2 separate regions of the Homo sapiens genome follow, and region 2 is linked to region 1. The links are chromatin loops, found by intact Hi-C in ENCODE. Cell type or tissue: HepG2. All regions are shown on one strand.

The links. Peaks named below come from ENCODE experiments on the same cell type or tissue, not always from the same donor. Only the 100,000 strongest peaks of a DNase experiment are listed, where the experiment ranks them.
Region 2: a loop joins it to region 1, with 6 times the contacts of the local background. A loop is called at or near these places in 2 of 110 quality-filtered maps.

Annotation. Positions count from the first base shown.
Region 1 is chr1:228,836,026-228,841,025 of GRCh38, forward strand. No RefSeq gene overlaps it. Among named protein-coding and RNA genes, the nearest start is that of RHOU, 100 kb to the left of the region's middle. In HepG2, no CTCF peak of the experiment used is centred here; DNase peaks (open chromatin) are centred at 636, 2,116, 2,626 and 3,326; H3K4me3 peaks cover 1,151 bases.
Region 2 is chr1:229,062,415-229,067,414 of GRCh38, forward strand. No RefSeq gene overlaps it. Among named protein-coding and RNA genes, the nearest start is that of LINC02815, 90 kb to the right of the region's middle. In HepG2, no CTCF peak of the experiment used is centred here; a DNase peak (open chromatin) is centred at 2,127.

The DNA.
Region 1 (5,000 bases):
GGTTGCTGATTGCCTATCATAATTAGCCAGATTTGTCAGCATGAATGAATGCTCATGTCAGTGTCAGAACAGGCAATACACATTTGTTAAAGGGACAGATGTGTGAATGGGCGCTGATGTTCTGCATGGGTAAGTCCTTCCGCGTGGCTCACCCCTGTTTCTTTCCCACACTGCTGCAACAAGCCTGCCTACAGTTTCCTACCCTGGGATGCCTGCACTAGCATGCACACTGGAGGGCAAGCCTTTACTGACTGGAATGTCTGCACCTGACTATCTGTGCTAGTGGGATCAATGATGGATTCACCACCCGGCTAAGCTTTCCCTGAGTTACCTGGTTGACGATGTTCACTAATCCCATAGCCCCCAGGGCTTGAGAGTATCGTTCACAGCAGAGGAGTTTGCATTTCTTTATGTATGTAGTAACATATTATCTTTTATATGCACTTTACCTGCTTCTTCCTTAGAAGGTAGACTCCTCAGGGCCAGAAATACAGTCCTCTGTTTCTTTTATCCCTCCTCACAGCCTCTGCCAGTGCTCTGCAGCTCAAAGGTCCCTGATAAGCAGAGTGACTTCAGCATTGTAATGAACCAGAGCACAGAGAGAGGCTGTGCAAGCAAAGGGTAGGAGCAGCCCTAGAAGAAGGCACACATTCATTCCTCGGGTTGCAGCCTGTTTACAGAGGGAGAGAATCTCTGCTGCAGTTACCCAGCATCCAGGGGTCCATGCTCTGCCAGCGTCACTCAGCCACGTGAGATGGGGTGATTGGACCAAAGGAGATACATGGTGTTTTATTTAGTGATGGTGGGGCCATTTCTGTTTTTATTTGTTTTTAACTGGGGTATGTGTGTCAGGACCACACAGCAGCAGGGAGAAGCTTCCACCTGCTTGGAACAAAAATGGGAAGGCTGCATTTCCAGGCTGCATTTATCTTATGTGTAGTGTAAGCAGCATCGCTGACTGGGAAAGAAAAAAGGGTAAAGAGCATTATAGATGCCTGATAATTCAGTCCTTAAGAGATGGCTCACTCAATTGCTTGGTTTTGTATTTTCATTTCTTTTCCTGACTGAAAATGGATCTGGAGCCTGAGAGCACCTGATGTTGGGCGAGGCCTCTGGGTACGAGGTGGAAGTTCACATTTCTGGATTATGTGTAGTTTCAGAATGCCTTCTATCTCGGTGTCAGGATAGATGTTAAGATGCAGGAATTCTCATAAATCTTCTCGTTAAAAAGAAGAAAACAACAAAACTTCTCACAGAACATAAAAACCATGTCAGGTGGCCGGGCGTGGTGGCTCATGCCTGTAAACTCAGCACTTTGGAAGTCCAAGGTGGGTGGATCACGAGGTCAGGTATTTGAGACCAGCCTGGGCAACATGTGAAATCCCGTCCCTACTAAAAATACAAAAATTAGCGGGGAGTTGTGGCACACTCCTGTAATCCCAGCTACTCAGGAGGCTGAGGCAGGAGAATCGCTTGAACCCAGGAGGCAGAGGTTGCAGTGAGCCAAGATCATGCCATTGCACTCCAGTCTGGGCGACAGAGCAAGACTGTCTCAAAAAAAACCCCAAAAAAACAAAAAAAACCCATGTCAGGTTGCTCCCCTGAGCAAGGCCAAGCTCAGTTTTCACCTGGTGGTCCCATGGGGAGCTTCCTGTGGCTTAGTGTTTGCGTCTGCCATTTGCTATCCCTCCCCAGCACACCTTCCTGTGGATGGAACTTGCCAGAACTTCCTCAGCAACCCTGAAGAGGAAAGCTGGAGGCCCCAACAGACGCAGAAGTGGGCTGCACTGCTGTGCTTCCATGGGGCAGTCAGGGCTCAGGGCCCCAGCAGCAGGCCAAACCCCAGCCCAGCTCCCTTGCAAACCTCCTCTGTCATGTACCCTGGGAGTCAGGTCCAACCCCACTATGTCACAACTGAGGAAACAGAGGCCCCGAGAAGTTCAGGGAGAGCTGGGGTCAAGATGCTAGATCCTGCCTCTGGGTGTGGTGGCTTTTGTTCTTGTCATCCGGTGGGCACTGGGCCTGCCCCGCACAGCTCCTTCACCCCGGAGAGGTGACAGCAGACTACATTAGGCCCTGCCAGGCCCAAAGACTCCAGCCTGTTAATCTTTAACCAGAGCTCTGGACAAAGGTAGCCCTTCTGACCTCCTGAGAGTTTCTGAATAGCTCGGAGGCTTCTGTGACAGAGCCACACGTTAGCAATGACATATATTTAGTGCAGGGAGGCATGTTGAGTACAGTTCTAAATTCTGTTGTGAATTGTGCCCAGGGAACAAGCACAGAGAACATTTTCACCATGGATATGTATGTACTTGTAAGAAGCAGCTGGGTGGTTCCTTCAGCAATCTGCTGAGCTGTGGCGATTACATCACACACTGGTGCAAAGGCCTTGAACCATTAATGTGCTGCCTCTGCGAGGGTGACCAGGATTCCAGCAATGAACAGAGAAGGTGCTTGTCCCCACTGCTCACTGGGTGCCTTCAGATTCTTAACTTTTGTCTTTTTCTTTTTTCTTTCACTTCTTACCTGTATCTATAAAACAGGACTCTGTTTGCTTTGAAAAGAGCCAGAATGACCTCAGGGGTCAGTGACTCATGCTGTTGGCTCTGTGAACACAATCGAGTGCCCCTTACGTAAGAAGCTCCTGCTATCTGAGGGAAGGGAGGTCCGAGCCATTATTCCTTGGTTATAAACACTCCATGTGGTTTTGTTTGGTGGTTTTAAAAAAGGTGTGTCCACAGGGTTGGTGTTCTAGAATCGTGGGCAGAAAGAAGTCTAGCTCCTTTCATCCAAGGTTCTAAAGGGTTCTCTGAGCTGTAACTCAGCTCTAACTGGACAAAGAGGCAACAATTCCCCTCATTTCCTGTGCGCTGTCACCACAGGAGGCTACACTTAAGGAGGTCAACTCAAGTTGTTTGGACCAAGCTTCCGCAGTTGTTCCCATTATCCTGTTTGAATCCATTCACTCTTACACTGGCCATGCAAATAGACACTCCCCAAGGAAAGAAGGACCTTAGAAAATAAGTGATCTCAGTTTTCATCTGACTTTCTTCTGGGGTGTGGGGCTGGTCATGGGTCTATATTCCCTGCTGTGGTCAGGGCCCTGTGGGACATGTGGCTGTGTCCCAGCCCTCTAGCACAATCTGCCGTCACTCCTGGGCTTTTGTATGCCTGCTCCCATTTGCTCTTATCTCCTCAACAACCACGTCAGGTAGATAATACATACCATCAGTCCCAGTTTACAGATGAAAAAAGTGAGGCACAGGGAGCTTCAGTAACTTGATCAAGACTAGAATTCAGAGAAATAGCCAAACCATGACTCATGATCCTCTTGCTCCAAAGTGCGTTGTCTCCCCCACAGCCCACTATATTTGTTGTTTATTTTTGAAAATGGTCATGAACTCAGCTAAGACGCTGGGGCAGTGGAGCGGAGGGAGAGAGCCTGCTCTTCACAGAGGGCTTATGGGGTGAGAGGAAGGGAAGCTAAGTACAGGGCAGGCCGGGGCCATCTAAGGTGGCCTCTGACCATCCTGGAGAGGCATGGGGCTAGAGAATGAAGAATGAGGCAGAAATGAGCGTTTTTGAACTGGTTTACCGAGCAAGAACTAGAATGGAAGGGGACATATTACAAATGACAAATGCCTGATCCAAAGCCCATGAGATGCTATTGATGAGGGCCACGGACCCTTACTCTGTGCAGACACAGAGGCTTGGATGCACACACTTGCATACACACACACACACACACACGCACTGTTTTGTTTTGCTCTGCTTTATTTTTGCCACTGTGGAATAATAAGAAGTACAGTCACGCATTGCTTAATGATGGGGATGCAGTCTGAGAAATGCATCAGGTGATTTCATTGTTGTTTGAACGTCATAGAGAGTACTTACACAAACCTAGACGGTATAACCTACTACATACCTATACTATATGGGATAACCTATTGCTCCTGTACCAAATACTGTAGGCAATCGTAACACAGTGGTATTTGTGAATCTAAACATATCTAAACACAGAAAAGGTACCATAAAAATGTGGTTAGAAAAGATGAAAAATGGGGCTGGGCGTGGTGGCTCACGCCTGTAATCCCAGCACTTGGGAGGCCAAGGTGGGCGGATCACTTGTGGTCAGCAGTTTGAGACCAGCCTGGCCAACATGGTGCAACCCCATCTCTACTAAAAGTAGAAAAATTAGCTGGGTGTGGTGGTGTGTGTCTGTAATCCCAGCTAGTCGGGAGGCTGAGGCAGGAGAATCATTTGAACCTGGGAGGTGGAGGTTGCAGTGAGCCGAGATTGTGCCACTGCACCACTGCACTCCAGCCTGGGCCACAGAGCGAGACTCTGTCTGAAAAAAAAAAAAATTAAAAAAAAGATGAAAAAAGGTACACGGTCTAGGGTAGTTACCGTGAATGGAGCCTGTGGGACTGGAAGTTGCCCTGAGTGAGCCAGTGAGTGAGCGGTGAATGAATGGAAAGGCCTGGGATGTTACATTACTGTACACTAAATTTATTTTAGCTACACTAAATTTATTAAAAAATAAAGTAATTGCACTATGACATTATGACAACCATGGCATGCATCGCTAAGGGATAGGTATTTTTCAGATTCATTGTAATCTTTTGAGATCACCATCATATGTATGGCCCATCCTTGGCTAAAATGCCATTATTTAGCATATGACTGTACACATATTGGTCTCTGCCCTCAGTTCCTGACACAGAGCTCTTAAAATCCTTGGAGTTTCTTGAGAGATAGGAGTGCTAGTAGCATCTTTTGTTCTAATCGGGCAACTCTGGCTGGGCTCCTAGATAGCCTCGGGATGGGAGTTGGTGGCCAGGGGAACCAACCATGTGATTATAAAGTTGGAACTTTCACCCCCACCCCTAACCTCAGGGGAGGGAAGAGGGGCTGAAGGTTGAGCTGAACATCAATGGCCAATGATTTAATCAATCATGCCTACATAATGAAGCCTCTATAAAACCCCAAAGTACAGGGTT
Region 2 (5,000 bases), 230 kb after region 1:
CAGAAGCCAAGGGAGTGGCTAGCCCCTCAAATCGGGACCTGCGGGGATGTGGGGCCCTCAGACGCAGACACTGGCATGCAGGAGCACTGGGAAGGGGCCCAAGCCCAGAACTCCCGTGGAAAGCGGGGTCCGAGTTGAGCTGGGAGGGAGGGAGTGGCTGGCTGTGCTTGTCTCCATTCTCTCATTCTTTCCTTCAATAGGGGGTCAGCAGGGCACACAGCTTCCCAGCTGGAGACCAGCACTCCCAGTCTCCCTGGGGGCTGCGTGTGGCATTGTCTGAGTTCCAGCTGATGGGATCTGAGCAGAAGTAGACCAGGACAGCTCCTAGGTACCATCTCTTACAAAGGAAGGGGGCATCCTCTACTCCCCCTGTGCTTCCCATGGGCTGCAGGTGCAGATGTGAGCCACCCAGGGGATGACAGAGCATCAAGAGGGGAGGAGCTGGGGTCTTGGGATGGCCTCATGCATCCAGCCAACCTGCCAGGACCGCCCTGCCTCTGGACTGTTCTGTGAGAGAGAAATGAAAGTCTATCCTGCCTGGCTGCCCTGGTGCCCTCACTCATATACAGGACAGGAGAGAAGAACAGGCTTGAAGCTGCTCCCACATTTTTTCCAGTCCCACTAGTCGGGAACAGAAGCTAGGACTGTGACAATGCAAGATGCTGGGGAGAAGAGGGAGGCCAGGAGAGGTGCCCCTACTGGCCAGTGTCTCAGTGCCACCTTAACATTGTAGGGGTCAAGGGAAAACTTTCCCTTCGCTCTCTGAAGGTTTGCTGAAAAATCAACTGACAAAAGGCAGATCAGTAAGAGAAAAGGCAGACAAAGTTACTAACATGCACAGAGGAGAAAATCACAAAGTGATTACCCAGCCACCCAGTGGGGTACATCTTGAGGTTACAGAGACAAGAAGACTCAGAATATGACCAAAAACAAGCATTGGAGGTGCAACAGGTTATGGTGACAACACAGGTTATGGAAGGGGGAGAAGAGGAGGCCTGGCTAGCAAAGGTCACCTTGTTACATACAAGAAACCCCACAGGTAGCAGCCCTCAGAAAGCATAGATGGTGAATGTTTCTTTCAGATCTTTAAAGATGTCAGTTCTTTAAAAAAGAACCTCAGTTAATCTTTCCTAGATCCAGACAAGTGAGGGCCTCCGAGACAGCTGCGTCAATCAGATTCTCTGCAGGTGCAAATTTCCCCACAAATGACAGCCTTGCAGGGCTGCTTCTGTATGCGGGCTCTGTGAACAGCAATCTCAAAATGTGTCAAAGAAATATATTTTGGGATGAAATATTTTGATTTTCTTCAATATGCCAGTGAGACCCCTGAGAGCCCGGAGGTAAGCCTGGAATTTACAACTACCCTGGATGGCTTCTGCCCCCTCCTATTTTTGTCCGTCTTCCCTCTCCACTGGCACTCACTTGACCTCAGACTTACAAAATCTCCAAGGTGTCAGCTATTTGATTCAATGAATTAATCTGAGCCAAAGACAAAGGGCCCCAAAAAGGAAGCTCTGTCCTATTTCAAGTTTGCTACCAATGATTTAGAACTCATTGATGTTGAATATTGTCTCTTTCTTTCTGTGTATATTAAGAAAAGAACATACTTTTCTACTTCACTCTATTAATATGATATATTATAATATATGAAATCATTTTTATTCATTCTGAATTTGCTTTGTTTTCCTTGGTCTCAAGGTACTAAAAAAAGAGCCCAAGGCCAGTACTCGGTGCTTGGACCCTGGGAGGTGAAGTTTATCTGCTCTGGCAGCATGAAAGGCCAAAAGGGAAGCATTTTACTGATTTTTTTTATGGTTAGGACTAATTGGTAATCTTCCAAGATAGATCAACCTGGATAAAATGATGATTTCCTAGAAGGCAAGAAATCCTTGCTTGATAGTATTTTTTGTATGAGAATTCACTGCTCACCACAGGAACTTTCGTGAACAAGAAAAATATTTACTTAGATGAGACCCAGGAGATTATTCAGTTAAAACAAAAAAGGTCAAGGTCTAAGGTCTTTTTTCTGGCCAACAGGGCACCATGAAATGCCCAGAGACCTGTCTGTAGGATATGCAGTTGAACAAGTTGCAAAGATTCCAATGAATGAGTCAGAGAACAGAATCCTTCACTGCCGAGAGTGGTCCATAAAAGAGTTGTGCCTACTTTGATCTGGGAATATTCGCTCTCTAATCTGAGAGTTCTATGGAAGCCTTGACTTTGAGGTCAGCGTCATTTGTTTTTATGTTTAGGGTGAGGCAAGGCCTGACAAGGCTCCCTGGAGAATAGGGTGTGGCCAGATCAGAGGCACGTTGACCAATTCCCAGCCCTTCCTCCCGTAAGAATCAGCATGAGGGAGAGAGCCCAGGAGTGAGGAGGGGGGTCTCAGATTGCTGGCCTTCAAGTTACAATGCCACCGCATCAGCAACGGTGCATCAGCAAGGGAAGCAAGAGCAGAGGGGGAACAGAGCCAGATGATGGGGGAAGAGAGAACATGGGGATGAAGAGCAGGGAGCAGCCATAGAAGCTGAAATTAGGCCACTGTGGAGGTGGCACGTCTGAGAACACACCTGCTTGGGCCGCGGGGCGGGGGCTATGAGAGACACATTCTGGGGCTTAGCTCTGCCTTTTTTTTTGGTGCTACCCAAGCAAAGTAGCATATGGAAGAGATTTGATTTCTCCCCAAATGTTGATGCTAATTTTGAAATCTTTCTATTCTAACAAGACATCAAACTATATAATAGGAGGACACACAGATTGCTCCCCAAGTGACAGCTTTCGAAAGAAAAGCCCACATGTTCTGTACGATGTTGTTCCAAAAACGGGTGCTAAGTGGGATGAGGTGCCACCTCGGCACGTCTACCACCTGAGGCTCCAGAGCGGCAGGAGGCTGTGGCCAGGGTTCGCCCCAGAAGCTGCATGCTTCCTAGGGTTAAATGTCATTCTAGACTAGGAAGAAACACCTGATGGTAGCATCTTCTGCCAGCAGGACTTGATTACAATCTCTCCAGAGAAATCTACCTCTCCAGAGAAATCCCTGTAAGGGTGCATAGCAGCCAAACAGCAGTGAAAGAAATGTCTAGCACACTCATCTTCAGAGTCCATGTGAATTGCACTGTGATTTATCTTAGATGTCAACTTTAGTGCATGGGAAAGAGAGGAGTGAAAATCAAGATGGAACTTGTCAAAAGTTTCATAGTTGAAGAGCCAATCCAGCCTCCTTTCCTCCCTCCCTCCCTCCCTCTCTTACTTCCTTTTTCCAAGTGCTGACCAGTAGGATACTGCCAACTTCCAAATTTTAATTCTCTAAAATGCATTTTCTCCTTCAGTTACAAAGGAGCCATCTCAAGGATCAGAAAAAGTCTCTCTGGACTTTGCTCCCATGTATGCAACCGAGTGGCATCTGTTTGCAGAGTGTAAGATGCCGCCTCAGGCGGCCCTGCCACCCTTCAGGGCCAGCCCTCTGGCCCCTGTGTCCAGGCTGAGAGCATGACCACAACACATGCAAGTGTCTTTCCCTGCAGCCCAGCCTCCAGCCCATGCATGCCTTTCCAATCAAACCTTCCCACTGGGGGTTTGTATAGAGAGAACTCTTTCTAACTATGCTTCCCCTCTACTCTCATACCACAACAATCATCAAACACAGACAACTTCTGTGGCCATATGTGAGTTTTTTTTACCACATGCTCCAAGCAGAGGATACCAGCTGGGTGTCCTCTATTTGAGTTCCGACACTATCTACATGGAGATAGTGTCAGATCCCACAGGTTGAGGGCTCAGTTCCCAAGACTGCCCCCCCACCAAACACACCAGTCGTAAGTCCAGACCTCCAGAACTTCTGACCAATCAGCTTCAAGAGGGGATCATGGGTGCCCTTCTTTGGGTTTGATTAATTTGCTGAATTGGCTCATAGATCTCAGGGAAACATTTATGTTTACCAGTTTATAATAAAGGATATTGCAAAGGATACAGACGAAGAGACGAGTAGGGCGAGGTATGTGGGAAGGGGTGCGGAGCTTCCATGCCCTCCCTAAGCGCCACGCTCCAAGAACCTCCATGTGTCCAGCTATGGGGAAGTTCCCCACACCCTGTCCTCTTGGGTTTTTATGGAAGCTTCGTGACATCAGCATTCCTTTCCCCGCTTTACAGGGTGGGACCCTCATAGGAGGTCTCAAGATGCACAGTCAGAAAGGCTGGGGAACATTTGAGTGGGAGGAAGGCAGGAGAAGGTCTGAAGCCTACCCGTGAGGCCTAACACACCCAACATTATAATAAAAGACTAACGAGGGCTATGGGAGTTATTAGCCAGGAACCATGAATGAAAACCAGTATCTGTCATAACACCATGGGGCTACACTTGCATTCACCACCCTCTGTGGCCAGCTCTGGCAACTTCTCCTTATTAGAAGTGAATCTCTTGACTGAGGTACACGTTTTTAAGATAAGCACCCTGGGAAGGATGGGAAACCTGAATGTCTGAACTCCAGAGGCTGCCCCAGAAAAGAAACCCTCTCCAGCCTCATCTGCTTTTTGGAGGCCACAGAGACATTCCCAGACCAAAGCAAGCAGGCCAGGAGCAACTTTTCCACTCCAGCCCAGAGGAAGCATCGCTTGATGTTGAGAGTAAGCTTTTTCCTTACCCATATTCTGTACAGAGAAGACCCACTTCTTTCCAGCTTCCATGCATTGCCTAAGCAGCCTTTATAAGCATAATAATGATGATTACAACCAAGATCACCTCCTCTGTGCCCAGCCCTGTCCTCAGCACTTTCTGTGCTGTATCTACTGAAATCTTATCACCACCCTGTGAAGTGGTCACTAGGATTCTTGTCATACAGAGGAGGAATGGGGGCTTCAAGAACTTCAATAACATTTGAGATGTCATCGTCCAGGGCACAGAAAGTATTTCAAAGCCAAAGCTCCACATGATTACATGATTCAGTCTCCTCAAATCCTGCATGAACACACCACCCCCAGACAGAACAGAGGAGCTGCCAGCC